2 separate regions of the Homo sapiens genome follow, and region 1 is linked to region 2. The links are chromatin loops, found by intact Hi-C in ENCODE. Cell type or tissue: Calu3. All regions are shown on one strand. Links, peaks and the distances in the headings refer to the core of each region. The heading gives the core; the rest is flanking DNA. Region 1 overlaps PGCKA1 (PDCD10 and GCKIII kinases associated 1). Region 2 overlaps RELL1 (RELT like 1).

Region 1 (15,726 bases), core at 3,901-11,900, 210 kb after region 2:
TAGCAAGTTAGCCTGGGATTTAGGATCTAATTTTCCCTATGTATACTTGAACGGACACTCTATACTTTACGAAGGGTTCAGTCTTCTCATCTAAGTCCCCAAGATTTAAATTACTTGTTATCTAATTCTCAAGTCATCTTTGATTCTGTAACCTTCCACAGATTACCTTGCCAGTTGACCTGAATCAATGAATATGGTTACCATTTAATCCTACTCAGAATTCTTTGCACACTCTTCCTTGCAGACATAACTCATAGATAGTATAGAACATACAACTGGATTCTGCATCATGAAAACCTCAGGGTCAAACTTGATAATAGATGATAGAAAAATAGGGACTGGTCATAGAAGTAGGAGAAGAATCAGGAATAAGAAATGTAATAGCATAAAAGCATCAAAGGAAAGGGAGAATTTCAAAAAGGAAGACATCCTCAAGATCAATAGCTTGAAATGTAGCAAGGAGGTTTTTAAATTAAAGGGGTGAAATATGACCATTAGAATTGATCAGTGATGTTTTCATGTCACGATGTGGACTAAAACCAAATAGCAATATGTTGAGTGAACTGGAATGGGAATTGCAGTTAAAGGCAGCAATTACTCAAGAACTCTTTAGGACATTTTATTTTATATTATTTTATTTTTAAATAAGGGAAACAGAGATGGGGCAGTAGCCAACAGGCTCAAAGGAAGACATATTTATCTTGTAAGAAATAAATTTTTTCAACACCCCTTACCCCCACTTTTATTTGGTTAGAGTTGATAGATTCAGGACAAAGACAGAATTAATTGGTGAAGCAATATCCCAGAGGATGGAAGATAAAAGTTAAGTCCACATGAAAAAGTTGGCCTTGAACAGGAAAAGGAACACCTTATCCTCTGAGAATGAAGAGAATGAGGAAAGGACTGATGCAGATGTAGATAAATTTGTGGACATGGGTAGGGCAGGAGGCTGAAGTCGCTCAAGCCTAACTGCATGACTGTCGCAAGTCCTAGCCAATGCCTGCCAGGGGCACACGCAGTATGCAGCTTCCCCATTTCCAAGAACCGAAAGAATGTGGACTAAGATGATGACAGCTCCAGGAACCAGCCCAGACGGAGCCACTGGAGAGCTTCCCCATAAGGTAGCCATACATATTAATCACAGATCAAATAAGAGAAGAAATCCTAGATCCTTCTATCCAACTCAGATTTCTCACTTAAAGAAAATGAGGCCAGAGGTTAAGACAGGCTCAAGGGCAGTTGCTAGCATCTCTTAAGCTAGAAACCAGGTTTCTTGCCCCCAGAATGAAGTCTCCCTTTATTTTTTAAAATTGTATATAGCCAATTTTCTCCACCTTTTCCCCTGGCCAACTTTTCTTCATTCTTCTACTTTTAGCACTTCACTTTCTCTGAAAAGCCTTCCTTGCCTTCTCCCTTCCCTCCCCTCTCCCATTTAAATCATTTAAACAGGATCCCATTTAAGGATATTATATACCTCTTTGATCTTTCCTTTGTTGTTCCACAATTTAAATTCTATTTTTATTTAAGGATTATTTAATGTTCCTCTTTCCCAGTAGATATTACAGGGATTCTGTTCACTTCTGTATCCTGACCATCCCAGAGTATAATGCTTAGCTTGTAGTTAGTGCTCAATAAAATTACGTTTATATATGAAATTATATTCATTCTAGAATACATTTACATACTGTTAAAGCAAAATAAGCAGGGGGTCAAAAGACTGAGGCTGTCTCTGTGCTTTGAATTCCTGTATAACAAACTGTAAGCTAATTTAGTATATAAACAAATGAAAACTTAGGAGAATATTTTTTGTAACAAATAGCTGGGTTTCAGCCAATCAGATGCAGCCAACTGACCAGACCATACTCAACTATGGCAAATACCTAGCTGTAACCAATCAAGTTATTTCTGTATTTTACTTCCAAGTTTAGCCAATGTAAGCTCACTGCTCACTGTGGAGCAGAACTTGGAATCTCTTTTGGTTCTGAGTGCTACCCAATTCATGAATGGTTCTTTGCTCAAATAAACTGCGAAATTTAGTTAATGTTTTTCTTTTAGAAACATCAGGTACGTGGTGTGGGAGTATAGAATTCAATAATTTTATTTGCAAATTAAAGTTCTCTGTTTGTGAAAAATATGCTGTGGGCTTTCAGGAAGGCTGACATACTTTCTTCCTAGTATATGGGAGATGTTGAATACATATTTGTTGAGTGAATAATAATTTCTGAACTATCGAAGTTTTAATTTATGGAAGAAAACCACACATAGCCACTCAAAATAATTTAAAGATCTTTTCTACATCTCAAAAAAAACTTCTTAGGTAAGCAAAATAAGATTCTTCAAACAATGTAATTTAGAATAAATATTAGGGTTCACCAAAACTTTGAAAATAACTGGCTTACAATGAAAATACTAAGCATATAACTAAGGTAGCTCCGGTGATAATTTATAACTAGAGAACCCAATGTTTAATTCCTAAAGTTTCACACTTTTGAAGCTTCTGAGCCATCTTCTCTTAAACCCGACTTTCAGATATAAAATGAACTCACCAACTTTTGGTGCAGAAAATTCATGCATTTGCAAGTATTTAATAAGAAAAGCCATCACCAATGAAATGCCTCCACCCTTTTCACAGGGAAGGTAATTTGCAAACACATGCATGAAGATTAGTACCATACAGTAGGCAAATATTTTCCATGTCCCACCCAAAGCAAACAAATGAAAATAGAAACTTCAAGGACAATTATAAAATATCTTTAAATTTAAAGACACAGCACCCTTTTATCCTTTGGCTCCACCTGTACCTTTATCAGAAACACACATTTCTTAATCAGTTCCAACTGGGAATTTCTAGCAGGAAAACAGTCTCAGTTGATTGTGAGGTAATTGATTTTTTTCTTACATTTCTTTACTCTCAAAACTTTATGAATCAAAAAACAAATGGCTAGAAAGTACTAATCTGTTGGTTGTAGATATTAAGAAACATAAACAAGTTCCCCGGTAGTAGCTCTTAATTATATCTACAGATGCTATGTTCTAACTCTTTCATGGCAGTTTTAATTTGGGAGATGTTCAATACATATTTGTTGAGTGAATAATAATTTATCACTGAATCAGTGAATATCAAAATGTCCCAATGTTTATGCATACAAACTGTATCTCCCAAAGTGTCATAGTATTGGCATAAAAATGCTTTGCCTTATCCATTTGGAAGAGAATATGATCAGCGTTCTTGTGGCAAAGCAGATAATGGGTCTGTGTGCAGATATGGAAGGGTCAAGTTATGGAGAACATCAACCTTTGAGTTTCAGAGCAGACTGACTCAAATAGCTCATCCTGTTGTCCATCCAACATATTTTGCATTTCACTAGAAAATTCAGTAACTATATGTCATACCAAGAATAATATAAGTCCGATAGATTATTGCTTGGTCTGGGCATAGCTGAACGAAATGAGAAACATAAAATTTTCCAGGTACTTCTGAGGGTGCACATATACAGTCCAGGTCTGGGTTATATAGAGATAATACCAACTCTTTTAATAACCCTCCAGGGCACAACAATCTTGTCATCTTGGAATTTTCTATGTGTTGTCTTGTAATTTTCTGATTCTAAGATCCACTGGGGTGTGGTTCAGTCACATTCCTTCCTGTTCTACTTGCAATGAGGGTCTACTGGCTGCTCTTCCACGCTTTCTCTCCTTGACTACTACACAGTCTCTATGTGAAGTTGGTATTCAAGAAGCTTATTGAGAAATAAATTTCTGCATTTGCGAAAAGAACAATGTAAGCTTACTGAAAGGCAGACTTACAGCTGACTGAGGAGAAAATAATTAGTGCTTTAAATTTCTCCCTATATCATTTAGTCATTCATTGCTTAATAATGGGAATATGTTCCAAGAAAGGTGTCGCTAGGTGATTTTGTTTTTGTGCAAACATCAGAGTGTACTTATACAAACCTAGATGGTAGAGCCTACTACACAGCTAGGCTAGATGGTACAACCTGTTGCTCCTAGGCTACAAATCTGTACCGCATGTGACTATACTACTGAATACTGTAGGCAATTGTAAACATATCTAAACATAGTAAATGTACAGTAAAAATACGGTATTATAATCTTAAGGCACCAACATTGTATAAGAGGTATATGACCCAAACGTTGTTATGAGGTACATGACTGTATATCAAAATCCTAGTTTAATACAATTTAAAGGAATATCATAGTTATGAGGCTTAACGTTTTTTCCGAATTTTAAGATAAAAAATATAAATGCATTACATGGATACTTAAATATTTAAGGCATTGTGAACCCGCACAGAATTAACTATTGGAAAAGAAAACTGGTTTGAAAGACTTTAGAACTGAATCTTACACAAACATATGTGTGTGGGGGGGTATACAGAGTCTAAAACATCAAGCAGATGGTAACGTAAATAATGTCAATGTTTAGGATATGGAAAATGTTCAGTTGAAATAAATTAATAAAACACTGGAAACAAACACACCAAATTTGCAAAATGGGAGGCAGAGAGCAGAATAGTTTCCTAGAGATAGCAGCTCATTTAGACGATGAACACCAGATGCCAAGTGGAGCTCAGTAGAGACAAAAGTGTCATGATTAGCTTCAGGGGAGGAGAAGAAAAGGACGAGGCACCAGAGGTGAGATCCTAACACAGCCCTTTGCAGGCTGGGGCAACTCCCTAATTGCCCCTGGGGAGCTACAAGGCAAGGGACAAAGTAGCCATCATTTCTCATTTCGGTCAAAGGAGGAGGTTTATATCACTGAACAGTGATTCAAAAGCCTCCATCTGGCTGAACCCCACAACATGAGGGGTTGACAATGTGAAACACTGCTCCACGCCCATAGTCAAGCCAGGGTTGGCTGTGTCTCTGTGAGATATGAAACAGTCCCTGAGACACACTGTGTGAAAAGGACCTATGAGAATTGTAGGACCAGAAAGTGTTGAATATAGTTGTGGGAAATTACTGACATTATCAACAGATTAAAGTTGAACGGCCATGCCATTTCCTTCCGGAAGTTCGGGATATTGGTATTTTGTTGCAAGTGGGAAGGTACCTACTGACATGCCCTGAACCCAAAGTTCATTTCCCCAGCATAACCAATTAGGCAACTAACTTATTCCTACTGTATGTGTGAAAGACAGAGAGAGAACATGAGCGAGCTCCTGAGAGTGCTGTGTAAGTACAAACCACAAATGGGAGTCTTTCTTTTCCCCAAATTTTAGTGTTGCCTCAGATCTGAAATCTAACTGAAGCCTGTCAATTGTTGTACTGCATGTTTCACAATGCATGAACGTGATACTGGACACTGACTCTGAGTTCAAGCACAAATTTACTGGAGGAGAAAGACATATTTATTTATGAGGCCTTCCAAGTAAAGCCAAATTATTCACAGATACAGTGAGTGCTAGAGGAGACTTTGCTTGTAGGAGAAAGAATTCTAGACCACAAGCCAGTATATCCCTTGGTTCTAGTCTTGGTCTTGCTCTTAATTTAGGGTTATGTGACTTTGGCCACCCCATTAGTCCTTCTAGACCTCAGTTTCCTCATGTGTGAAATGAAGACGTAGAACTAAATGATCTCTAAAGCCCTTTTTGGCTCTAACAATCTAGAAGATATTCGGAAGAGGGAGCAATCATTTTAGGACAGAGGATCAGAAGATTCTATGATAGAAGAAGGGCAGTTTGCTCTTCTGCAAAGTCTGCTTTCCCTGACTACAAAAGTAAACATGAGAGTTGCAAAAACTCGAGTACAGAAATGTCAAATATAGTTTGTAAATGCCCCTATAATCTTCACTGTTATTTGTTTAAAATTTATTCTTCCAGCTATTTTCTGTTAAGAGCTAATTATAATCATTCCTATTTTATTAAAATGAAACACTAAGTGCATTTTTCTTCAACAAGTTTTTAAAAACTTAAGACTATATCCTGAATATTTCTGTCATGTCATTACACATACATCTCATTTTTAAATCAGTGCAGAGTACTGCACTGTATCTACATACTGTACTTCTTTTTCTGAGATGGAGTCTCACTGTGTCACCCAGGCTGGAGTGCAATGGCATGATCTTGGCTCACTGCAACCTCTGCCTCCCGGGTTGAAGCGATTCTCCTGCCTCGGCCTCCCAAGTAGCTGGGATTACAGGTGCCCACCACCATGCCCAGCTAATTTTTGTATTTTTAGTAGAGATGGGGTTTCACCATGTTGATCAGGCTTGTCTTGAACTTCTGAACTCAGGTGATCTGCCCACCTTGGCCTCCCAAAGTGCTGGGATTACAGGTATAAGCCAGCGTGCTTGGCCTACATATTGTATATGTTGATGATATATGGATTTTTTTCATCACAAACAATACTGCAAGAAAACTTGTATACCCAAGTCCTAATATTCAATCTTGACACCTCTTCCCTCACTTCCCATTTCCTATCCCATTACCAGGTACTGGTGATCTTATTGACTATCCTAGGAACCCATCCACTTCTCACTCTATAATTGCCTCTACTTTATTCAAGAGGAGAATCAACATCTTCTTCTGCAATAGTCCCTTAATTGATCTCTTCTCTCCCAGTCTTGCCTTCTTCCTACACAGCAGCCAGGGATGCAAATCTTATTACTCCTCAGTTTAAAACCTTCAATAGCTTCTCACTGTTCTTAAAATAAAGACCACCAACTATAAGGTTGTATTGTCTGCAATTTGCTAATTTATGGTATGTCAGCGTAGACAGTTTGGAATTTATGAGTGTGCTTTTAATCTGTGCTTTAGGATGTAGATTAAATGAGTTGCCCCAACAGGAATATATATTCAGAAATGAAATATATTTCAGATATTATATTTCATTAATATTTCAGATATATTTCAAAATATAAATATAATATTTCAGAAACGAAATATAATCAGAAGGCAGAGATGGCTTGTACAGGTATGCTAGCCTCATTATTTCCACTCAACACAAAGGACTTTATGAGTTTGCAAAATGGATGTTAGAAGTTATTTTTCCTTGGTGAAATCAGTTTTGTATGAGTGTGGACTGGCTAGAAATAGTGTAGTGAGAGGCACTCCCACTCTTGCATCAACAATGTGATTACAGCAATCCAGTATCTTTTACCCTTCCCAATGTTCCTAGTGCTTGTTTCTGAGAAATGGCTCATTCAGTGGCCGGTTCAAAGCATTCTTGCTGCTTAAATTAAGCTCTTAGGTGACCTCAACTCTTCTTCTAGAAGAGTGTCACATTTGTCTTTCATGAACTTTCCATGAAGATACAGTTGGAGAAACCAAAAGAATAGAAGGAGGGGCCTCACCAAGCTTACAGGACAGGATGTATGATTGTTTTTATTCCTGCTTACTAATCAAACTTGGATTGTGAGGGTGAATCGAACCCGAGACCAAGTGTTGAGGCTGTGAGGATGGTTTCTTTATCCTCACCCACCTCCAAATTCTGGAGTTTTTAACATCCACTGAGAGGGACCTGGTAGATATGAAGGACCAGGTTAGCTGAGGTTGGTTTTTAGCATGTGGTCTGCAAGGCCTGCAGGATGAAGCTACTGTCTACTTCTCTTGGTACTCCTCGTGCTCAAGACATTTCTCAGAACACCATCCCCCCAAGCCATATCAGCATGCCCTTCGCCCTCCCCTCTCTGGGGCTCCCTTTGCCGGGTAAGAGTCCACTCATCCTGTGGATCCCAGCTGGACATCCCTTCCTCAGGGAAGCCATCCACACCAGTATGGTTATTGCATCAATACCTGTCTCCCACCAAGATTGTGTCCAGGTCCATTTTGTTCACCTTTGTATCCTCACCACCTGGCACGGTGCTTGACCTCCGCAGATGCTTGTTCAATAAAAGGGTATTTAGGTTTTATTCTACACATTGATAGAAAAAAAAAAAGCTTTTTGTGGCACTAGGTTCACTAATTGGAATGGGCCCTCCAGTATAAGAACATTTTACAGTAATATTTTTTCAAAACTCCAATTCACAAAATGAAGAATGGAGAATATACTAAATATGAAAAGTGAGGCCACGGCCCTCTCTTTTAAATGTTATAAATGCCACCTTTGTTATTTTGAAAACTCTTCATGGAACTGAGAATCAAGAAAAGGTCACGTTCTTGAGCTTTAATTTCTCCATATTTTACAGTTTTCTTTAGTCTCCCTACTTATACTGTGATCATTTCAGCATGTAAATAAGTTCTGCTTTCTCTGTGAACTCCACTGTTGCTTCCTTTCCTCAAATTCAGTCCTTGGCATCCTCTCTGCCTCACACTAATACAAACATGGAATTGATTATAGGTTTTACCCTAACAAGTTCTTTACATGCTTGGGGTATATTTAGAAACATTTGAAACTATCCCTGGACAGATATTTAAGTAGACAATTTCATAATGAGGAAATTTACATCTCTAGTTAGAAATTCAGGGGAAATCCCAAGAGTTTAAGCTTGAAAGCTTCCTGCTATTTCGTGTGGCTTTTATATAAGGTCAAGACGAGGGGAGCCAGGAGAAGGTGTGTGTAGTTTGAGCCCCTCCCTCATTCTTTCTTTCCATCCTGTACCTCCCATTCTGCTCTAGTCCAGATGTATTTTACATTTGAGAAAATGGGAGGCCATAGAGGCTGAGACTCAGATTATTTAAACATTTACTAAGGGCGGGCTGTGCTAGGTAGACACACATTAGAGGAAGTAGTTAGCGTCCCAGTTTTACAGATGAGAAAACTGAAATCCAGGAGTAGTTAGCGTCCCAGTTTTACAGATGAGGAAACTGAAATCCAGGAATTTTAAGTATTTCTGAGGTCCCACAACAAATGGCAGAGCCAAAATTCAAACCCGATGAGAGTCCAGCCCTCATTACCGTCTCTTCTGGGGCAGCCAGGCCTGACTCCAAGTGGGCCATAGCTTCTCCTCTTTTGAGACTTACACAAGAAGTACAGTGGAACAAATGGCTTAGTGATGGAAGAAAATACAACCCCCACACCCAGTTTCTTTCCAAAGGGCTCACTTAAACTGAATAGAGGGTAAGCACCTGCAGAGGTGAGTACTGATTTAATGCAAACAAATGTGCATATGATGCTGTCATCTGTGTTTGGGAGGATGAATCTCATAATTTCTGACTTATGGGCGCGGGTGTACTTGTGCCTCGCCTAGTCATACCTGCCATTAGGGGACCTGCGATGTGCTCCAGCCGTGGATTCTTGAGTTTGTATTTGTTAGCTTGTTTTGCTTGTTTGTCTAGTTAACTCTTAAAGGGCAATTGCCTGTCAAGGGTTGCAGTTTCAGTAATTTTATTCTCTAAAGCTATTTTAGTTTTTTTTTTTTTTGGTTATATAAAAGTAACACTCCTTTTGCCCCATTAAATCTTTGAATCTAGGCAGATTCAAAGGCAGAGGGTATTAAGAAAACAACTCTCTAGCTCCCTCACCAGTGAGCTGTGACTTCTCTATCTGCCTTTGTTTTCAGGCTCACCTCCCCAGCGCCACAATTTAGCCCTGTGCTGCAGCACCAGGAAATACTTGTGTTTTATCTTCCAACAGAGAATGCATGGCATCAACAGTAGTGCCTGAACTCATTTTACAGCAGGGGGATCAGGCTTGGTGGGGCCTCTGCCTGGGCTGCAGTGGATCTCTTCCATTTTTACTATGTCCACCCCTAGAACACTTGGCTTCCTTTGCCAAAACCAAATCCTGGTGAGCATCATAAAACTTGTCTTGTCAAGTTTAAAAGAGAATGCAGATAAATTGTAACTGCAATCTTGACGGTCTAGCCAATTAACTCTGTTTTATTATTCTCTTTGGAAATGACTATAGCATTAAATGCGTTTGTCACATGCCAGGTAGCCAGCAAACCAGGATTCAAACCCAGGTAATGGCGGCTTTAAAATGTGAACTCTTTCAACTTCCCTACACTGCTCACCAGTGGCTGGGAGACGCTGCCACAGGGAAAGGAACAGCTCTGAAGTGGTTGAGTGAAAAAGCACAGGACAGGAAGGTTATAGACATGGGTCCCAGCCCTACAACAACCTCCAACTTATGGGAGATCCTTTAAGAGGTCCCATTCTCTCTTTAGGCCTCAGTTTTCTTATCCATAAAATGAGGGGTTTGGACCACTGAAGACCCCTTCCAGGTCATGATTCTGTCATCTACGGACTTTTTTTTTTTTTTTTTTTTTTGATACTGAGTCTCGCTCTGTCACCTAGGCTGGAGTGCAGTCCAGGTTCATGCCATACCCCTGCCTCAGCCTCCCGAGTAGCTGGGACTACAGGCACCTGCCACCAAGCCCGGCTAATTTTTTGTATTTTTTTAGTAGAGATGGGGTTTCACTGTGTTAGCCAGGATGGCCTCGATCTCCTGACCTCATCTATGGACATTTTTAAAGCCTCAGCTTAGTTGCTTAAGAAATAGGCTTAGAAATTGAATTGAAAAAAAATAAAAATCTTTTCATCATTCAAAGAAACAAAGGAATGGACGGCAAAATTGCTCACATCATTTGAAATTTGAAGTGTGGTTTGTTGCCATTGGGATCAACATATGGATTCAATAAAATAAGAAAATCAGGCAGGGGAGGAAATCAGTTTTTAATGAGGCATTTTCAATTTTCCATGAAATAATTACTTCAAACCACCAATATAAACTTTGAAGCATCGTTCTGAATTTGGCACAGTGTATATGAAAAAAGTCAAACCAAAGTAAACCAAAGACTGATCAGTTTGATAATCTCCTCCAAAGACCAAATAGAAAACCTGCAAAGTGCTTTAGTTGGACAGATAGAGAATTGTGCTTGGAGCCAGCAGGCCTGGGTTCAAGTTTTGGCTGAATCACATCTCCAAGTCTGTGTCCTTAACTATGAAATGATCATCATAATCCTACCTACATAGATATCACAGGGTTGTTGGGAAGGCCTAATAAACAGAACTACATAAAGAACTATTTCATTACAAATAATTGCCTGCCAAAAAAATTTCCCCACTATTTACATGGACATACAGATTTGGAATTTAAATGTTTGAATTACCTCTTAGCAAAAGCTGAAAAACTGCTATAATGAAAAGGAATGGGGGAAGCTGCCTTTAAACAAACAACAAAACCACAATCACCAAAAAGTATCCTTCTTTTACAGTAGCAAAGAATTGCAAAGATAACATCCCAGCCTGAAGGTTGGGAAGCACAGTTCAGAACTTGACAGTCCAGAATCATGTTCACATTCTCTCTTTATTCCCTTAGAAGATCTGGCATCGAGTCCCATGGAAGGTGCTTTGAAATGCCTCCCAGATTGCATCCTTCTCCTCTATTTCCTCCATCTTTTCCTTGGTCTGAGTTCTCTTCACAGGACAGCTAAAGGACAGCAAAGCCTAAGCAACAACCAGGGTCACTGCTGCCAGGCCAGCCTCAGTACTGCCCGATTAACCTTTCTAACAAGCAGACTTCATCAGGCTCCACAGCGATTCCATCAGTCTCACATAACTTCCTTTTACTGCCAAAAACGCACCCCTACTCTAGTCCAGCAATCCCTCCACTTGCTTTCATACCTGTGGCATTGATTCCAGCCCAGCGTCCAAGCTTTCACTGTTCTCCCTGCCTAGAAAGCTCCTCCACCCTCATGTAAAGGACCTCTTCAAGAAGAACTAGAAACCACTGCTTAAGGAAATAAGAGAGGACACAAACAAACAGAAAAACATTCCATCCTCATGGATAGGAAGGATCAATATCTTGAAAATAGCCATATTGCCCAAAGTAATTTATAGATTCAATGCTATTCCCATCAAACCACCATTGACATTATTCACAAAATTAGAAAAAAAGCTAATTTAAAATTAATATGGAACCAAAAAAGAGTCCATACAGCCAAGACAATCCTCAGCAGAAAGAACAAAGGTGGAGGCATCACGCTACCTGACTTCAAATTATATTACAAGGCTACAGTAACCAACACAGCATGGTACTGGTACCAACACAGATATAGAGACCTCAGAAATAAGACCACACATCTACAACCATCTGATCTTCAATAAACCTGACAAAAACAAGCAATGGGGAAAGAATTCCCTATTTAATATGTGGTGCTGGGAAAACTGGCTAGCCATATGCAGAAAACTGAAACTGCACCCCTTCCTTAAACCACATAGAAAAATTAACTCAAGATGGATTAAAGACTTAAATGTAAAACCCAAAACCATAAAAACCCCAGAAGAGAATCTAGGCAATACCACTCAGGACATAGGCATGGGCAAAGATTTTATGATGAAATCGTCAAAAATAATTGCAACAAAAACCAAAATTGACAAATGGGATCTAATTAAACTAAAGAGCTTCTGCACAGCAAAAGAAACTATCATCAGAGTGAACAGGCAACCTATAGAATGGAGGAAAATTTTTGCAATCTACCCACCTGACAAAGGTCTAATTTCCAGAATTTATAAGGAACTTAAACAAATTTACAAGAAAAAGACCAAACAACTCCATCAAAAAGTGGGTAAAGGACATGAACAGACACTTCTCAAAAGAGGAGATTTATGTGACCAACAAACATATAAAAAAAGCTCATCACTGATCATTAGACAAATGCAAATCAAAACCACAATGAGATTCCACAGCATACCAGTCAGAATGGTGATTATTAAAAAGTCAAGAAACAGTAGATGCTGGCAAGGCTGTGGAGAAATAGGAACACTTTAACACTGGTGGTGGGAATGTAAATTAGTTCCACCATTGTGGAAGACAGTGTGGCAATTCCTCAAGGATCTAGAACCAGAAATACCATTCAACCCAGCAATCTCATTATTGGGTATATACCCAAAGGAATATAAATAATTCTATTATAAAGATACATGCACATGTATATTTATTGCGGCACTATTCACAATAGCAAAGACGTGGAATCAACCCAAATGTCCATCAGTGACAGACTGGATAAAGCAAATGTGGCACATATACACCACAGAATACTATACAGCCATAAAAAAGAAGCATGATCATGTCTTCTGTAGGGACATGGATAATGCTGGAAACCATCATCCTCAGCAAACTAACACAGGAGCAGAAAACCAAACACCACATGTTCTCACTCATAAGTGGGAGTTGAACAATGAGAACACATGAACACAGGGAGGGGAACAACACACACCGGGGCTGTAGGGAGGGCAGGGGGAGGAGAGTATCAGGATAAATAGCTAATGCATGCAGGGCTTAATATCTAGGTGATGGGTTGACAGGTGCAGCAAACCACCATGGCACATGTTTACCTATGTAACAAACCTGCACGTTCTGCACATGTATCCTGGAACTTAAAATAAAATAAAATTAAAAAAAAAAACCAAGCTAAAAAAAAAAAAAAAAGAAAGAAAGCTCTTCCACCCTCCTTCACCTATCTTAATACAAGTCATTTCTCCAAGCTCCCTTTAGTGCAGGGCTCTGCATTTACTGTGGTTATGCAATCATCTGGGAGATCCTGTTAAAATGCAGGTTCTGATTCAGTAGACTGGAGGTGAAGTCAGGACTCTGCATTTCCAACAAGCTCCCAGATGGTTATGATGCTGCTGGTCCATGGACCTCACTTCGAGGACCAAAGCTTACTGGCTTATTGGAAAAAAATGGAAAAGGAATAGTTTTTTGAGATACATGGACATGGGTTTAAATGTCATCTTGATTAGGTTTTAGCTGTGTGACTAAGGGCAAATAACTTCCCTTGTATAATGGGAATATTACTTAATTTATATAAATGACGTGAGGATCTTTTGAGATATTAACAGATACTATTCTAAATAGGGCTTTCTCTTGGCTCCCCTGAACTCATCACTTCATCCTCTATTAAGCTTCTCTGATTATCCAGTCTTACTTCTCTTTACTTGGAATTTTATTGCTTAAATAACATGTGTGCACACTGCAACCATATATAAATGAGACCATATGTTCTTTGAGGGCATAATCATGTTTGATATTTCTCTTAGCATATAAATCATGAAAAAGTTTTACTAAAGTTTGATTTTTTTTTCACGCAAAACTCTGAGCCGTATAATACTTAGTAATACCACCACCCTTCACTGCAGCATTATGTAGGGAGGCAGAGCTCCGTCGTGGTACTGAGCACAGGCTTTGGAGTCAGACACACCCAAGTCCCAGTGTTGGATTCATCACTCACCATCTGTCCTGCCTAATCCAGACTAACATGTCTGGTTCTCAGTTTCTTCACCTGTAAAATAGGAATTTTGCCTTAACCTTCAGTGCTATTGTGAGAATTAAGTTAGACAAGTTACATAAGGTACGAGGTGTATATTATAAATTGTGAAAAAGGCCATGATTCTCCATCCCTCCCTGAATCCATGCCATTTTCTAATGTAACGTTGCAGTTCCTCCCATTAAAAAGTGGGGTCTATTTCTCCACCCCTTGAATCTGAGCTGGCTTCTCGAGTTGCTTTTGAAATAGACTGGAGTAGAAGTGAGTTGTGTCAGCTTGAATTTAGGCCTCAAGGGGCGTTGCTTCCATTCTCTCTTGCAACCAAGTTGAGCCAACATGTGATGAACCCAGGCTAGGCTGCTAAATCATGAAAGACGTGAGGCTCAGCTGCTCCCCACGTGACATGGCCGATGGTCCGCCAATACTCAGAGGCAGAGCTGCCTTGGTGTCCACAGATGCATGGAGGAAACTGGAAAAGAACGTAATTTGCCCACCCAAGCCCACCCAAACTGCTTATCTACAGAAGCACAAGCTCAATAAATGGTGGTTATTTTAAGCCATTACGTGTGGGGTGATTTGTTACACAGCAATAGATAACTGATACTGAATATATAAGTAATTTCTCAATAAACAGTGGCTATGTTTTGGACAATATTATACTTAATATAGAATGAGTTTTTCATAGTACTAACATTTGTGCTTTTTAGTCAGAAGTAGGAACATGACTAAACCAGGAATTGGGACTCTGAGATTCCAGTCCCAGCAGTTTTTCCAATGGGCAGCTGTATGACTTTGGACAAATCAATTAACCTCTTTGAGACTCAGTTTCCTCACCTGTAAATTAAGGTGGTTAGACCAAGTAACTTTTAAGGTTCTTTTCCAGCTCTAAAAAGGATCAAGGGTCCTTTTTACCAAAAGGCAGTACTTCTTCCTTTCTAACAGATAGTTTTGAACACAATTTAATGTTTTTCTTGTAGACTTAGGGTTTAATCACAGACCACCTTCACTGTATTGTCTTTGCTGCCTAGCATTTGGCTGTAACCACATTTCATACTTATCACAAGAGCTGTACATTGAAACTATAAAGTAGATCTTGCTGTGGACCAGGAACCCAGGTAGCCAAGCTCATTAGGAATCAGAAATGAAATAATGCCAAATAAGTTCTAGTGGGAATCTTAAGTATGTGACTCTTAACAACAATTTGAAGGTGCAGGTGGACTTCTTTTATGCATTTCTAGGTTACAATACATATTCTGGAGGACTAAGGTTGTTGACAATCTGACCAAATAAAAGCAGTACTATTTCACAGCTATACAGAATCAAATCTTTGTATTTATTGCACGTTAATAACCAAGATATATGATACTCAGTTATCAAATGAGGGAAAACAACACCAAAATCAAATTTCAAAACTCCTGTGTGTAGACATCTACTCCACAACTAGTGATCAAGTGAATAAATTTAAAATACATCCAAATACACATTGTATTAAAAAGCTATGCATGCGGCAATGAGTCAATAACCAAGGTGACTTTTGTTTGTTCACAGGCATT
Region 2 (15,726 bases), core at 3,730-11,729:
CTGTAATTGCGTTCTTAACTCGCATAGGTTCTTTAATTGCATTTTTAACTCGGATAGGTTCATAATGCAATATAACTTTGTATCATGACTTTTTCAGTTTATGTTACACAGAAATGTTTCTCTATTTCCCTATACACCCAAAAAAGGGCTGCCTACTGTTCCACTATATGGATTCACTGTATTTTACTTCTATGTATCTATTTGGGAGATTTCAGTTGCTCATTATTTTTAAGTGAGTTTTAAAACTCATTTCAATGAATGCCTCTGTGCATGAAACTTTGCCTAAATATCAGAGGACTTCCACAGAAAATGGGTTCCTGAAAAGGCACTTTGAGGGTCAAAGATGTTCACATTTTTGAGGCAATTGATGACATCAGTGTTGATCTGAAGGTCATCCCAGGTTACATTCTCACAGCAATAGCCAAAAAGACTCAATTTCATATTCTTGTTATTTTCTCTGAAAAACATATTCGCTAATTTGTTAGGCAAAAATTGGTACCTTGATTGTTTTAATTTGTACATGGTTGGTAACTATCAGGTTGATTTTGTTTTCTTCTAGTTTTTGAGCCATTTGCAAGTGTGTAATCCTTTATGGATAATTCTGAAATGTAAAAAGCTCTGAAAACAAGTTTTTCTTGTAGGCTTTTGATACCCTCTGTAGGTTGTAAAACTTAACTTGAACTAATGTGAGGTTTTTAATTTTTTTTTTGAGATGGAGTCTCTCTCTGTCTCCCAGGCTGGAGTGCAGTGGTGTGATCTCGGGTCACTGCAAGCTCCGCCTCCCGGGTTCAAGAGATTCTCCTGCCTCAGCCTCCCGAGTAGCTGGGATTACAGGCATGCACCACGCCCAGCTAATTTTTGTATTTTTAGTAGAGATGGGGTTTCACCATATTGGCCAGGCTGATCTGGAACTCTTGACCTCATGTGATCCACCCACCTCGGCCTCCCAAAGTGCTGGGATTATAGGGATGCACCACCACACCCAGCCTAATGTGTGGTTCTATGGTATATATTATTCTATCTTGACTATTTGCATGTTCTGCTGAATAATATTAATGAATTTGATTTGAGTGTTACAGGTTGTGCGCTAAATGCATTGCATTACCTTCCTAAAATCACAAGGTTTGAACTTTGAAGCACATCTGACTTCCAGGTTTTCAGATAAGGGATTATGGTCCTGCATTTTCGCTTCTGTGACTCATTTATTTGTGTCTGTTAGGAGGCAAATATAAAACTGCTCAAAGTAGCAAAATTTCCAATGGGGAAAATAAGTCCTCAAATGAGTGACACTTCAGAAAAAGAAGTACAACTTTGGTACTCTAGTGTGAAATCTAAGAAAATAAGGGTACCCCCAAAAAACTAAGATTTTGTTTATTCCAAGTGACTTTATGAATGGGTGCCAATTAGAATGGAAACTTGTCGGCTAGATGGAGAGTTTGGGCCAAATTTCTCCTCTGCTTTCTTTTGCCAGTTACTAACACAGTTCTCTTTGTAAGAGAAACTGAATCTACCCAAGGGATTTTCTGGAGGATGGATGGGTAGAGGGGCCGGACATCTTACCTTGGGGATCCTTTTGCCAAACCTGTTGAACTCAGAGGACCTGGTTTTCCATTCCCACCTGCAATACCCCAAGGCCCCCGGCTTCTTCTCTTTACTTGATAGCACTGTCCCAGGATCTCAAACAGAGAGAACCCGCCAGCCAGGTATCTCCCATTTCCCTTGCCAGCTGCCAGCCCTACCTGATCCTCCTCTCCCATTTTGTTTGTGCACTCTTGTGGATAACTGCATTCCAGCCACTAATAAAAGTGCCTGTTGTACAGAGAGAAAAAAAATCTTTAAATTACTTTCCTTATCGGTATTATAGAGAGAATATGGCTGAGCTGCCTCATAGCATTGTTGTGTCAGTTATGTAAGATAAAACTAGTGAGTGCTTGGCACACAGTAAGTGATGAAAAAGTGTATTATTATTATTGCCTAGGCTAAACCAGATACTAACCTATCACAGCTAAAGAATGAGACAAAGTTCCTAACCACTCCAGAATTTTCCTTTTTGGGCCTCTGCCATTACTTGAGGGGTTTCCTGTCACCTGTTGCTCCTGAGCCCTGGGTGCTGGTTGTGTAAAGGGCAGAGGGGGCTTTGAGGAGGGGATGTTGGGCAGTGCCCGAAGGAGTAGGGTCTGATGGGCTTGGCAGAGTTCTCTTGGGAGGCAGGGGATTTGTGGGGCAGAGCCATTAGCCACCAAAACTAAGCAAAGAAGGAAGGAAAGCATTACCTTTATAAGGTGATATAGTCTGTATATTTGTCCCTGCCCAAATTTCATGTTGAATGGTAATCCCCAGTATTAGAGGTGGGGCCTGGTGGAAGGTGATTGGATCATGGGGGTAGATTTCTCATGAATGATTTAGCATCATCATGAGAAGTGCTGCCCTCACGATAGTGAGTGAGTTCACAAGAGATCTGTTTGTTTAAAAGTGTGTGGTACCTCCCCCCCAACTCTCTCTTGCTCCTGCTTCCGCCATGTGATGTGCCTGCTCCTCTGTTGCCTTCTGCCATGACTGGAAGCTTCTGAGGCCTCCCCAGAAGCAGATGCCACTATGCTTCCTATACAGCCTGCAGAACTGTGAGCCAATTAAACCTCTTTTTTTAAAAAATAAATTACTCAGTCTCAGGTATTTCTTTTTTGGGGGGACAAGGTCTTGTTCTGTTGCTCAGGCTGCTGGAGTGCAATGGTGTGATCTCGGCTCACTGCAACCTCTGCCTCCTGGGTTCAAGTGATTCTTCTGCCTCAGCCTCCTGAGTAGCTGGGATTACAGGCACCTGCCACCATGCCCGGCTAATTTTTGTATTTTTAAGTAGAGACTGGGTTTCACCATGTTGGCTAGGCTGGTCTGGAACTCCTGACCTCAGGTGATCCACCTGCCTTGGGCTCTCATAGTGTTGGGATTACAGGCGTGAGCCACCGTGCCCAGCCTCAGGTATTTCTTTATAGCAGTGCAAGAATGGCCTAATGTGTAGGGTAGAGCATGACATTTTCTTCTGGAAGAACTTTGGAAGATTCACCAATTGGTTTATTCTTAGATAGCTGATCTATAGGTGTAGTCACAAAATTGTGACAGTTTTTCTTTAGTATTTGATGTAGATTTGATGATGACATGCTTTGTGATTATCCAGGGTCTGAGTGCTTATTGTTCATCTTCTCGTGGCTCTTTGATGAGTGTTTCAATGAATGAGACTCTTAGGAGGAGGAAGCAGAGTCCTGTAGTATTAGGGCTGGAAGAGACCTTGACTGTGTCCTCCAAGCTTTTATTTAGCAGATGCAGAAACTGAGCTGGCACAGCCAGGACTTAAGTGAGTGTCTTTCCTCATTCTGGGACTCTTCCCATTCTGTTAGACTGTCTATGGAAGTGGATCCAGCCTTGCTGCCTATGGCAGGTTTCCTTGATCTACATATGCCCTTGATCCTCATGCTCAAGGGCCTGGTTTCTCAGCTCCTTGGATGTAGGATGAGGAGGACTAGGAAGAACTTTGGCTAACTGACTCATGGGAGTAATTGTGTTATTCTTAGTCATATTTTAGATTCAGAAGGGACTTTGATGGTCATCTTGTAATTAACACCCTCTCTTTGCAGATGGGGAAACTAGCCCAGAAAGGTTCGGTGTCCTGTAGGAGTCAGGAGTGGCTGTAGCCCATAGCAGATGAGCAGACCTTTAGGTTTGGTGAGGGAGGGACTACGTGTATGTCTTGTTCGCCATTGTAGGCTCAGATCCAAGCACAGGGCCCGGAATAGAGTAAATATTTAAATATTTAAATGAGGGAAGGAAGGAAGCCAGAGTTAGAATTCAGGTGTTAGGACTCTTGGTCCAAAGCTTTTTCTTTATAATAAAGTGAAGAGTTACTGTTTCCAATATTCACCCACAAATCTTAGATGTAAGCCTCCCCACAGCCCTTCTCTTGCACTGGTGAGAGGCTGTTTTGTCTGCCAGCCTCTGTGGGCCAAATTGCTCCAAAGGCAGAAAAATCTGGTCATGGAGGAAAAATGAATGATAATGACAAACAAGCAATACTGCCAAGAATGATAATAACAAACAATCAATACTACCTTATCAGGTGATATGGTGTGACATTGGTAGCATTTTCAGTGCAGAGATTTTCGAAACCCAAATCTCTTCATGAAACTCTTCTCAAAGACAAACTAAACTCAGCTGTGTTTCTACAACCGGTACTTCAAATGCATCTGTTAATTGTATATGTATCATATTCCTGATTTTATAGTACTTTATACTATTCAAAACCAATTGTTTCGTGGCTTCTTTGATTTACTTATTTATCCAACAGGTATTAACAAAGTACCTTACAGTGTGCAAGGCTCTGAGAATGAAGTGATGTGAACAAAATAGACTCAGTACCTGCCTTTATGGAGCTAGTAGGTTATCAGGAAGGCAATTAAACAAGCAAAATGACATGCCCTGAGTACCTTGTCAAGGAAAGTATGACACAGGGCCAAAATACCTAACCTAGGGCTGGGGTTGGGACATGCATGGACAAACTAGACTCCAGTGCAGGTTGGGCATGCTCTCTGGAGGAAATGAAAGTGAAATTTACAGCTGCAAAAACTGCAGGAGTTGGTCAGGTGGAAAGAACTTGTGGTCACCGAAGAGAGGAGGTAAGATCAAGCAAAGCAACAGCAGTGGTTCCCAAACTTGAGTGTTCAGAAGTCCAGCTGGAAGGCTGGTTAAAACAGATCTCTGAGCCCCACCTGAGAGTGCTGAGTCCATAGGACTGGGATGGGTCTGGAGATTTGCTTTTCAACTCTCATGTTTCCAGGTGATGCTGGCTAAGTATCAACTGTGAGCAGGGGAGTGAAAGAGATAAGAGTAGATGGAATCCCCTCTCCTCTTCTTGGGGCTGTATGTATCCTGTCCTCTGACCATCCTTCAAGCTGAGATCAAGGATAGCATTTCCAGGAAACATTTCCTAGGTATTCTCACTGCCTTTATTGCCTCCTGTGAATACACTGTCCACAAGTCTATGGATACATGTTGCATCTTTTCCATGTTATTTAGCCCTCAGTTACATGCAATTGTTTCCACCATGTTTGTTTTGTCTAACTAGAGCTTCTTGAGGCAGCTGAGCATATGAAATGTGTACAAAATATTTGATTGCCTGATCAAATTTAATTCTTGCAACCACTGTGTGGAGCAGGTTGCATGTTATTCTCTGTTCTGTGGAGATGTGGAAACTGAGACTTACAGGGAATAACCAAGATGAAGAGAAGGGGAATTTCTTGCTCAAGTCAGAGGAGGGGAAGTCAACGTGAGGTGTGTGTTCATTGTTCTCAAATGTGCTTTGCATTATGTGAAATTGCAGGTATTCGGTGCCCAGCACCACTAGTAGAAGGAAAGTTTTATATTTAATTTGTTTTTGAGCTTTTTCACTATAGGTTCATCTTCTTAAAGAGAATACAAAGGCATCTTATAAATTGAATGTAGATTTTGTTTTTAGCAGGAGATGATTATCTTAGGAATTCTACAGAAATTGTCCACTTGCTTTTAGAGTAAATATTTGGAGGGGGTAATTCAGTTTACATGTCATTAGGCTTAGAAATGATTTTTATAAAATTTTGGCATGAGGGAGATACAACATATCAATTTCAATTTCCTGAAAAGACACACATTAGACAATTATGCTATTACCAATCTTTGAGTGGCTAGATGGATTTTGCTGCATGGTTGAAGACTTACAAAGAGCCTGTACATAGCACATTCACAAGACAGGTAGGGTTAAAAACTAACTAAAAAGAATTCCTTTCGATACCAATAATCTGCCAAGCCTTCCTTCCCCATGCGTAGATGTAAACATTATCTGGTTTTCTCAGATTCCTGTAAGAGGTGGAAGTTTGAAGAATTCACTGGGCTTTTGTATCACAGTACAACTTGGGAACACTAATTTTCAAATGTTCTAACAGTTCTTCATAGCTGGAAGTCCCCAACACAATTATGTGAATTATCCACTTTATAAAAAACAGCTGCCCGGAATTTCCTGGCATTGGTGAAGTGGCAGATGGCTAATGAGCAGGCGTTTCTTCATTTTTCTTTGCAAGTTTTTTCTATATGCTCGTACGGCCTGAATGCTTTTACTGCTTCCTCAGTTCTTTCCATCCTCCTTCTAAAGGCAAAACACAGAACAACCACCAAAAGAAAAAGGGAAGCATTGGATATTGTTTAAAGCTATGTGATAGAGCCAAGAAGCTGGGTTTTGAAGGTGAAACTCATTTCACAGTCGTGATTGTCAACTCAGCCCTTTTTAATAGTCATTGCAGGTAAAACTTGTAGATCATTCTTTACAGTGTGCAGTTAATTTAAAAATGAGGTTTCTCTTATTTGAGATATCGTCAGGTGCTATGTAGGTATGTAAAATGAATAACAAACTTCTTTTTTGTTCTCCACAAACTTGTGATTGAGAAGGGGGAGATAAGCTATGAATACAAATCACTATAGTATAGTAGAGAATGTGTTTGGTGTAATCAGAGAACTACAGACAAAGTGCTGTGTGGGATCAAAGGGAGGGAGACTTTCCTTCTGATAAGGGCGATGGAAAAGACTTCATTCATAGCCTGAAACTTGGCATTTTCAGTGGACCTTAAAAGGGAGTGTATGGAATGGTGTGCTGAGCAAAGGAAACAGCCTGTGTGCAAAGGCATGGAGGTGGGAATAGAGAAGTTAATGCAGACTGGGTGTGGCAGAGACTCCTCAGTGGAAGTCATGTGAGATGAGGCTGCAGAGGGGAGACTGAGGTTAGGCGACAGAGCCCCTGAAACTGCACTTTACTGTGTAGTTGCGGAGGATAGGGGACAACAAGAGGCCCCCATGCATTTCCATGTGATAGAAGAGCCCCAGAGGCTGAGCCGAAAGGAGACAGGGCCCTGTGCTGTCAGCAGGGCAGTTCAGATTGCCATTCCCATTTCCTTATCTGCAGAAGTGTAGGTGGTAGGGAGGCAGAGGGTGAGCCATCAAACATAATACAGTCCTTTGTAAGTAACACAAATAGGATCTATGCAGCAGAATAGATTTAATGCAATCCATATGATATGCAGATAGAAACAATTTTTCAAAGTTTAAGGAGTGCTGAGAAATGAGAATCATGAAGTAAGTGCTAAGTATATAGTTTTGGCCTAGTGTGGTGGCTCACGCCTGTAATCTCAGCACTTTGGGATGCTGAGGCAGGAGGATCGCTTGAGGCCAGGAGTTCAGGACCAGCCCGAAAACCATAGCAAGACCCCGTCTCTACAAAAATAGGACAAAAATTAGCTGGGCATGGTGGCATGTGCCTTTCATCCCAGCTACTCAGGAGGTTGAGGCAGGAGGATCACTTAAGCCCAGAGGTGCAAGGCTGCAGTGAGCTGTGATAGTGCCACTGCACTCCAGCCTGGGCTACAGAGTGAAACCCTGTCTCAAAAAAAAAAAAAAAAAAAAAGAAAAAAAAAGTATATAGTCTTGATGGCTTGGTGGTGTGAAAGCCAAGGAGTGTTCATTAATGGTTAAAGCTCGCTAATTATGTATTTTTCTTAAGTTAGAGTAAATACCTTCAAATTATACAAATCAGCTTGTCTATTGAATTCTTGATTACAGGCATGAGCCACCACACATGGTCCAGACTATTGAATTCTCAACCATTAAACATTTATATTTTGGAAGTATGTTGGTATATTTTCATTTTTTGGCCCTACTGTGGGTCTTGTCCTTGTTTACTTCTCCTTCCCAGTCTGGAGGACTGTCAGTGTTAAGGCAATCTCTAAATAAACCATGCATATCAGCATTGGGATGATTTGTAAATCCTGCTTGGCTAAGGGCTCCATCTCTGTCACTTCTGGTGAGTTTTCTCAGTCCCTTAATTTCTTATGATGTGATGAAATAGATTTGGGGGAAGGAAAACTAACCAGCTTCAAAGTAATTCAGTATACATCCAATGCCTACATATTATGGAAACAGTAGTTACACAAACTAAGTAGATCTGGTGGATCTTAGTTCCTGGGTGGGTGGGAGGGATAGGGATGGAGAAGACTTGAAGGAGGGAAAGAGAATTCTTTTGCATGAACCATATGGTAGTTGATCTGTTGCCGCCACAAACCTGTGATTGAGAAGGTTGATCTTTTCTACACTGGTTCAGTGCTGCATCTTGATATATTAGTGAGTAAAGACTCTTGACTTTGAGTCAATGTGGTGTAATACAAATGATATATTTGATCTTGTCCCTGATTCCTGGGACTCCTAAAAATAACCCTTGGGATTTCTTGAGTGATAGGAACATTTTTTGTTACTCATAATGAGCTCCTTTAGACCATACCTGAGTTTGTGCTAATGTGATCCTTGGACTCTTGGTGGGCCCCCAGGTAGCTACGGGATGGGGACTAGTTGCCGGAGGAACCAACCATGTGATTACAGGGTTAGAACTTTTAGCTGCAATCCCTGATCTCTGGGAAGGGAAAGGGGCTGGAGATTGGGTTCACTCAACAACAGCCAGTGATTTTATCAGTCAAACCTGTGTGATAAAAACTTGGTTAAAACTGCAGCAAGGAGGCTAGGAGCTTCTGGGTTGGTGACATATGGATGTGTTGGGAGGATGGTGTGCCTGGAGGGGGCTTGGAAGTTCTGTTTTCGTGCCTGCTCCCCAACCATACCTTGCCCTATGAATCTCTACCATTTGGCTGTATCTGAGTTGTATGCTTCATAATAAAACTGTAATCATAAGTGTAGGGATTTTCTGAATTCTGTGAGTCATTGTTGCCCAAAAGAGTCCCGATCTTGACCCCAGAAGAGGGTTCTTGGACCTCGTGCAAGGAAGACTTCCGGGCAAATCCGTAGAGTAAAGTGAAATCAAGGTTATTGGAAAGTAAAGGAATAAAGAATGGCTATTCCACAGGCTATTCCACAGCAGCCCTCGGGGCTGCTGGTTGGCTATTTTTATGGTTACTTCTTGATTATACGCCGAACAAGGGGTGGATTATTCGTGAGTTTTCCAGGAAGAGGGTGAGCAATTCTCAGAACTGAGGCTTCCTACTTTTTTTAGACCATATAGGTAACTTCCCAACATTGCCATGGCATCTGTAAACTGTCATGGTGCTGGTGGGAGTGTTTCTTAGCATGCCAATGTATTATAGTTAGCATATAATGAGCAGTAAGGATAACCAGAGGTCACTTTCATTGAGTCTTGATTTTGGTGGACTTTCACTGGCTTCTTTACCACACCCTTTTATCAGCAAGGTCTTTGTGACTTGTATCTTATGCTGATCTCCTATCTCATCCTGTGACTTAGAATGCCTAACCTCCTGGAATGCAACTCAGTAGGTCTCAGCCTCATTTTACCCAGCCATTATTCAAGATGGAGTTATTCTGGTTCAAACGCCTCTGATAATTCTAGCAAAATGCCAAACTTATTGAGGGGGGTCATGGAAAGCCCCCAATTTGTAGTCCCTAGGCAGAAGTGCAGTTAGCCTGGGGACCCCATTTGCGGCTGGCATCTGAAGTGGGGTCAGTCTTGTGGGATTGAGTATTTAACCTGTGGAGTCTGCACTAAATGCTAGGTGGTATCAGAATTTAATTGAATTGTGGGACACCCGGTTGGTGTTGGAGAACTGGGTTTAGGAAAAATGGAACAGACAAGTCTTTCCTATTGGGAAAAACCAACTCATAATATGAAAACGTTGGGGCTGGAATAATCTCTCTGAAATTGCATAGTTTACTATTTAGAAGATAAAGGCTCAAAAGTGTTTTTAAAAGATTTAGTGGGGCGGCCGGGTGCGGTGGCTCATGCCTATTATCCCAGCACTTTGGGAGGTCAAGGCGGGCAGATCACGAGGTCAGGAGATAGAGATCATCTTGGCCAACATGGTGAAACCCTGTCTCTACTAAAAAAATACAAAAAATCAGCTGGGCATGGTGGCACGTGCCTGTAGTCCCAGCTACTTGGGAGGCTGAGACAGGAGAATCACTTGAACCTGGAAGGCAGAGGTTGCAGTGAGCAGAGATCACACCACTGCACTCCAGCCTGGGCCACAGAGTGAGACTCCATCTCAAAAAAAAAAAAAGATTTAGTGGGAAAGAAAAAAAATTATCAGGCTGTTCTTTACTATTTATGTGTTTACATTGTGTTTTATAGTGTAATAAAGTAGAAGTTATACTACTATATGGTTTTCTTTGACTCTTGTTTCCTGTGGTTTTCACCAAAGATTTCATAGCACTGTCTCTGCCTCCAACCAATGGAAACATCTAAAATGTCAATATGATGGATTGTAGGTTTAGTAGTCTCTTTACTAAGGGATTTCCAGTATCCTGGTTTACCGCTGTCTACACTATTAATATTACTCTGACACTACAGTGACAATTTCATATGGTTCAACCTTATAGTAATGATGGCTCCTCATTGACTGTTACTTACAGTTAAAAAAAAAAACTATCGATTATGATCAGGACATTTTAGAAACTGCAAAAAGTAGAAAAAGAGAAAAAAATGCCCCAGAGTTCCAGCAAGAAAACATAAATGTTAATTATACTTGGGAGGTATTTTTTTTAACAGGTTCCTTTTTTTCTTTCTTTTTTTTTTTTTTATATTTATTTATTTATTTTTTTATTGATCATTCTTGGGTGTTTCTCGCAGAGGGGGATTTGGCAGGGTCACAGGACAATAGTGGAGGGAAGGTCAGCAGATAAACAAGTGAACAAAGGTCTCTGGTTTTCCTAGGCAGAGGACCCTGCGGCCTTCCGCATTGTTTGTGTCCCTGGGTACTTGAGATTAGGGAGTGGTGATGACTCTTAACGAGCATGCTGCCTTCAAGCGTCTGTTTAACAAAGCACATCTTGCACCGCCCTTAATCCATTTAACCCTGAGTGGACACAGCACATGTTGCAGAGAGCACAGGGTTGGGTTGGGGGTAAGGTCACAGATCAACAGGATCCCAAGGTAGAAGAATTTTTCTTCGTACAGAACAAAATGAAAAGTCTCCCATGTCTACCTCTTTCTACACAGACACGGCAACCATCCGATTTCTCCATCTTTTCCCCACCTTTCCCCCCTTTCTATTCCACAAAACTGCCATTGTCATCATGGCCCGTTCTCAATGAGCTGTTGGGTACACCTCCCAGACAGGGTGGTGGCCGGGCAGAGGGGCTCCTCACTTCCCAGTAGGGGTGGCCGGGCAGAGGCGCCCCTCACCTCCCGGACGGGGTGGCTGGCCGGGTGGGGGGCTGACCCCCCCACCTCCCTCCCGGACGGGGCGGCTGGCCGGGCCGGGGACTGACCCCCCCACCTCCCTCCCGGAGGGAGCGGCTGGCCAGGCAGAGGGGCTCCTCACTTCCCAGTAGAGGCGGCCGGGCAGAGGCTCCCCTCACCTCCCGGATGGGGCGGCTGGCCGGGCGGGGGGCTGACCCCCACCTCCCTCCCGGACGGGGCGGCTGGCCAGGCAGGGGGCTGACCCCCCCCCCCACCTCCCTCCCGGACGGGGCGGCTGGCCGGGCAGAGGGGCTCCTCACTTCCCAGTAGGGGCGGCCGGGCAGAGGCGCCCCTCACCTCCCAGACGGGGCGGCTGGCCAGGCGGGGGGCTGACCCCCCCACCTCCCTCCCGGACGGGGCGGCTGGCCAGGCGGGGGGCTGACCCCCCCACCTCTCTCCTGGATGGGGCGGCTGGCCGGGCAGAGGGGCTCCTCACCTCTCAGACAGGGCGGTTGCCAGGCAGAGGGTCTCCTCACTTCTCAGACGGGGCGGCCGGGCAGAGACGCTCCTCACATCCCGGACGAGGCGACAGGGCAGAGGCGCTCCCCACATCTCAGACGATGGGCGGCCGGGGAGAGACGCTCCTCACTTCCTAGATGGGGTGGCGGCCGGGAAGAGGCGCTCCTCACTTCCTAGATGGGATGGCGGCCGGGCAGAGATGCTCCTCACTTTCCAGACTGGGCAGCCAGGCAGAGGGGCTCCTCACATCCCAGACGATGGGCGGCCAGGCAGAGACGCTCCTCACTTCCCAGACGGGGTGGCGGCCGGGCAGAGGCTGCAATCTCGCCACTTTGGGAGGCCAAGGCAGGCTGCTGGGAGGTGGATGTTGTAGCGAGCCGAGATCACGCCACTGCACTCCAGCCTGGGCACCATTGAGCACTGAGTGAAGGAGACTCCGTCTGCAATCCCGGCACCTCGGGAGGCCGAGGCTGGCGGATCACTCGCGGTTAGGAGCTGGAGACCAGCCTGGCCAACACAGCGAAACCCCGTCTCCACCCAAAAAATACGAAAACCAGTCAGGCGTGGCGGCGCGGGCCTACAATCGCAGGCACTCGGCAGGCTGAGGCAGGAGAATCAGGCAGGGAGGTTGCAGTGAGCCGACATGGCAGCAGTACAGTCCAGCTTCGGCTCGGTATCAGAGGGAGACCGTGGAAAGAGGGGAGAGGGAGAGGGGGAGGGGGAGGGGGAGGGGGTTCCTTTTTTTCTGTGCATACCTCCTCCCTTTTTTGAAAAACATTTTGTGATTTTACTGTGAATAATTAAAATAAAAGGAAATGTGGGGAATGCTAAGACACAAAACACTAAAGAAAAAAAATGACTTATAATCTTACCACTTTGATAACATTTTGATGTCTTTTTTTTTCTTATAAAAACTGGGACCATTTAAGCTCTAAATACTGCTTTGTATGTGTTTTTTTTTCACTTAACATTTTTCATTCACAATTGAGATCATTTTGGACAAAGTGGGTGATGACAAATCTGATCCCTTCATACAAAGTGTTTCTATTGTTTTAAGAGTGCAAAGGAAGTTTAGGATTTCTGAGAAGTAACCAACTGTTTCATCAGTGTTATATGTAGATCAGGGTAGCATTTTAATTTTGTATCTTACAAATGGCAGCAGAATTACTTTTTAACAATTAGCACTTGGTTAAAAAAAAAGATAAATTGACTTGGAAAGAACGTAACTTTTAAATGTACCTTCTCTTCCTAATAACTGACTCACTAGGAAATGCCATTCTGTCATTGTAGATTTATTGCTGTGTTACAGGGATAATGATTATCTGTAGGTTTTCTACCTTCTCTAACTCTACTACGTGAACCCTGTAGTATCTATAATAGAGATGAGCTATGGAGAATCCCATTCCATGGACTTTTACTGAATGTTGAAACTGTGAGCCCTCACATTTCAGCAGTAATGGAGCAGAGTGTGGAGTTCTGGAGCCAGGCTGCCTGGATTAAAGTCACCTTTGATACTTGCTACCTGTGTGACCTGGCATAGGTTACTTAACCTCTCTGTTCTGTAGTTTTACATCTTTAAATGGGGCTGGAAATAATAGAAGCTACCCCATAGAGTTATTGTAAGGATGAAATGAGTTAATATCTGAAAAATGCTTGAAATAGTAACTGTACACATTATACATCAATATGTGACTATTATTAATAGTATTTTTTTCTGTGTGTCTCACTGGTTGCTACTGGTTTTCAGAGTTCTTGTTTGGGTTTCATGCTAGTGACATTCATTTCTCTTCTTTAACATTGACTTCCCTACGTCTAGGGTTTTCCTGGTTACTTCTGTTCAATCTTTCCTTCGTTTGCCTTTTCTGAAGTGACCTTTATTTTCTTTCCTACTCCCTCCTTTACTTTGCCCTTTCTCTAACAGCAGTAGCGGGGACTTCACACCAGGGGACTTCAGCCGGGACAGATCCTTGGAGCTCAACATTTACTCACCTTCCTTTTCCAGTTCCTATGTTCTCAGAAGCCAGCCCACGTGCCTGTCTTGCAGGAACATTGCCCGACCTAACCTGTGACTAATTGGAAAACCCTTCGTTTAGGACTTTTGTAGTTCTCTGTTTAGTCATTATCTGCTTCCTGTTCCTGGAAGGAAGAGAAACACTGGCTTGCATGTGGGGATGTGGGTGCCTGCCTGGCCTTGTGGTACCACCTGAGCAGTGCTGTGTGGTCGCTGCTCACTCACCCCCAGGGCTTATCTTTTCTGCACCCCACATTTAACACTGCCCCTTCCAGCCCAGCTCATGTGATTCCTTGTCCTTTTCTGGATGTTTGATTTTATATCCCCAGCTGAGCTGTGAGCTTGGTGAGGATAGCAACTGCTTTGCTCTTATTACCACAGATAATAATAATCACAGCAATAATGGCTAGCATTTATCAAGTCTTAACTTGGATAAACCCTAGTAATCTCATATAAGGCTTAGAAACTATTATTATTTTATGGATGAGGAAACTGAGGCACAGAGATGCTAATTGACCTTGCCTGGGGCTTCACAGCTAGGAAACAAATTGAACACAGTGCAGCCAAGAAAAAAGCCAGTTTCTGCTTTTGCTTCCATGCTTCATAGGGAGTAGTCTTGCTTCAGAGTTGGCCCTGCGTGCAACAGACCTTGGTTCAAATGTTGGCCCAGCCATTTCCCAGATGAGTGACTTCAGCTTCAATACTTTGTTCTTGATCATCTCCATTTCTAAGATGGGTTTAATATTAACACCTATCTCAGAGTTGTAGAGATAAGAAATGATAATGTAAGTAAAAATTCCAGTAAAGGTTAGTGGCTGTTAGCAGTTGGTGGTAAAGTAGTTGAGCATCCTAGAGGCCCTGGATCTGGAAATCATAAACCCCCAACACTCCACAGGGGCATCAGTCACCATCTCTCTTTCTCCCTCTGCCTGGTCGGGTGCTGGGCCAGTCTTCCTTTCTGACGCCCTTGCTTCCCTCCAGCCAGCTCAGCACCACCCATTTTTTCCCCATGTGATTAGTTTATGTCCTATTCTGCAGGGTAGAAATGACTTGGCTGGACTTCTAACCCTGACAGGTGCCAGTTGTGCCCAGAAACCAGGGATCTAGCTCCCCAAGGACTGGTTTCCTGCACCAGCTCTCTGTAAGCTTCAGGGAATTCACTGATTTCCTAAAGGAGCACCCCTTTGACCCCATTTCTTCCCGTTGCTACTGGAGACAGGCTGAGATGGCGTGTTTCCTCCTATTTGATGGTTTTTTTCTGGCCCTTGCTACTTAGACTTCCTCCCATAGTTTAAATAATTTCTAACCTAGTTCTTGGTTGGCCTCTTGCAAGGAATATACATGAACAGTTCTGTTAGGACTCGCAGCCACGTGGAAATTGGGCAGTAGCCTTTGGTGAGGTTGTGTAAGCTCGGATTTAGCGTCCCCTTATGGATCTGGCAGTTGGGGATGAATTGGAGTCCTGTGAAAATCCAGTTGAGAGCTAGTTCCCCAAGCTGGGTTTAGGAATGTGCTGCTATTTATAGCCTTTCTTTTGGATCTTTGCAAACTGGAAACTTCTGTTGATTTCGATGAACCCAGGAGCATGCTGGTATATTTACATCCTTCAGAAAGGACTTACCCAACAAGGGGGTGAAGCAGTGGGGTGTATCAGTTGTCCAGCTCTGAAAAGAATCTACTTATTTATGTTTGTAAAAACTGTTGGCATTTGGCAAATGGGGTGTAAGTACACTGGATATTCTGTTCTACCAAATAGGATCTTAACAAAACTGCTTATAAAGTTACTGTGAACTTGGGGACTTGATTGATTACCCAGGAGCCCTTCTGCAATGAGAGAATTTGCTTTCACATATAACATTGCTGCAGCAGATGTTTCAGGCACTCCTACTGTGTTGCAGGAACTGTGTTAGGGATTAGAGGTACAAACCTTCACTTCCCCACCTCCACTTAGGGAAAGAGGTGTTTGACTTCAGTCAGGGTTTTCCGGCGA

What was found. Peaks named below come from ENCODE experiments on the same cell type or tissue, not always from the same donor. Only the 100,000 strongest peaks of a DNase experiment are listed, where the experiment ranks them.
Region 1: a loop joins it to region 2, with 4 times the contacts of the local background. A loop is called at or near these places in 7 of 110 quality-filtered maps.

Annotation. Positions count from the first base shown.
Region 1 is chr4:37,457,409-37,473,134 of GRCh38, reverse strand. All of the region lies in intron 1 of PGCKA1 (PDCD10 and GCKIII kinases associated 1), which reads right to left. It overlaps LOC124900691 (a long non-coding RNA gene), which reads left to right. Exons shown (of 3, transcript XR_007058098.1): 1 at 1-15,726. Among named protein-coding and RNA genes, the nearest start is that of PGCKA1, 11 kb to the right of the region's middle. In Calu3, for the core only: no CTCF peak of the experiment used is centred there; DNase peaks (open chromatin) are centred at 8,534 and 9,484.
Region 2 is chr4:37,664,935-37,680,660 of GRCh38, reverse strand. All of the region lies in intron 1 of RELL1 (RELT like 1), which reads left to right. Among named protein-coding and RNA genes, the nearest start is that of RELL1, 14 kb to the left of the region's middle. RefSeq lists enhancers at 4,473-4,682, 13,553-14,110, 13,393-14,592. In Calu3, for the core only: no CTCF peak of the experiment used is centred there; no DNase peak of the experiment used is centred there.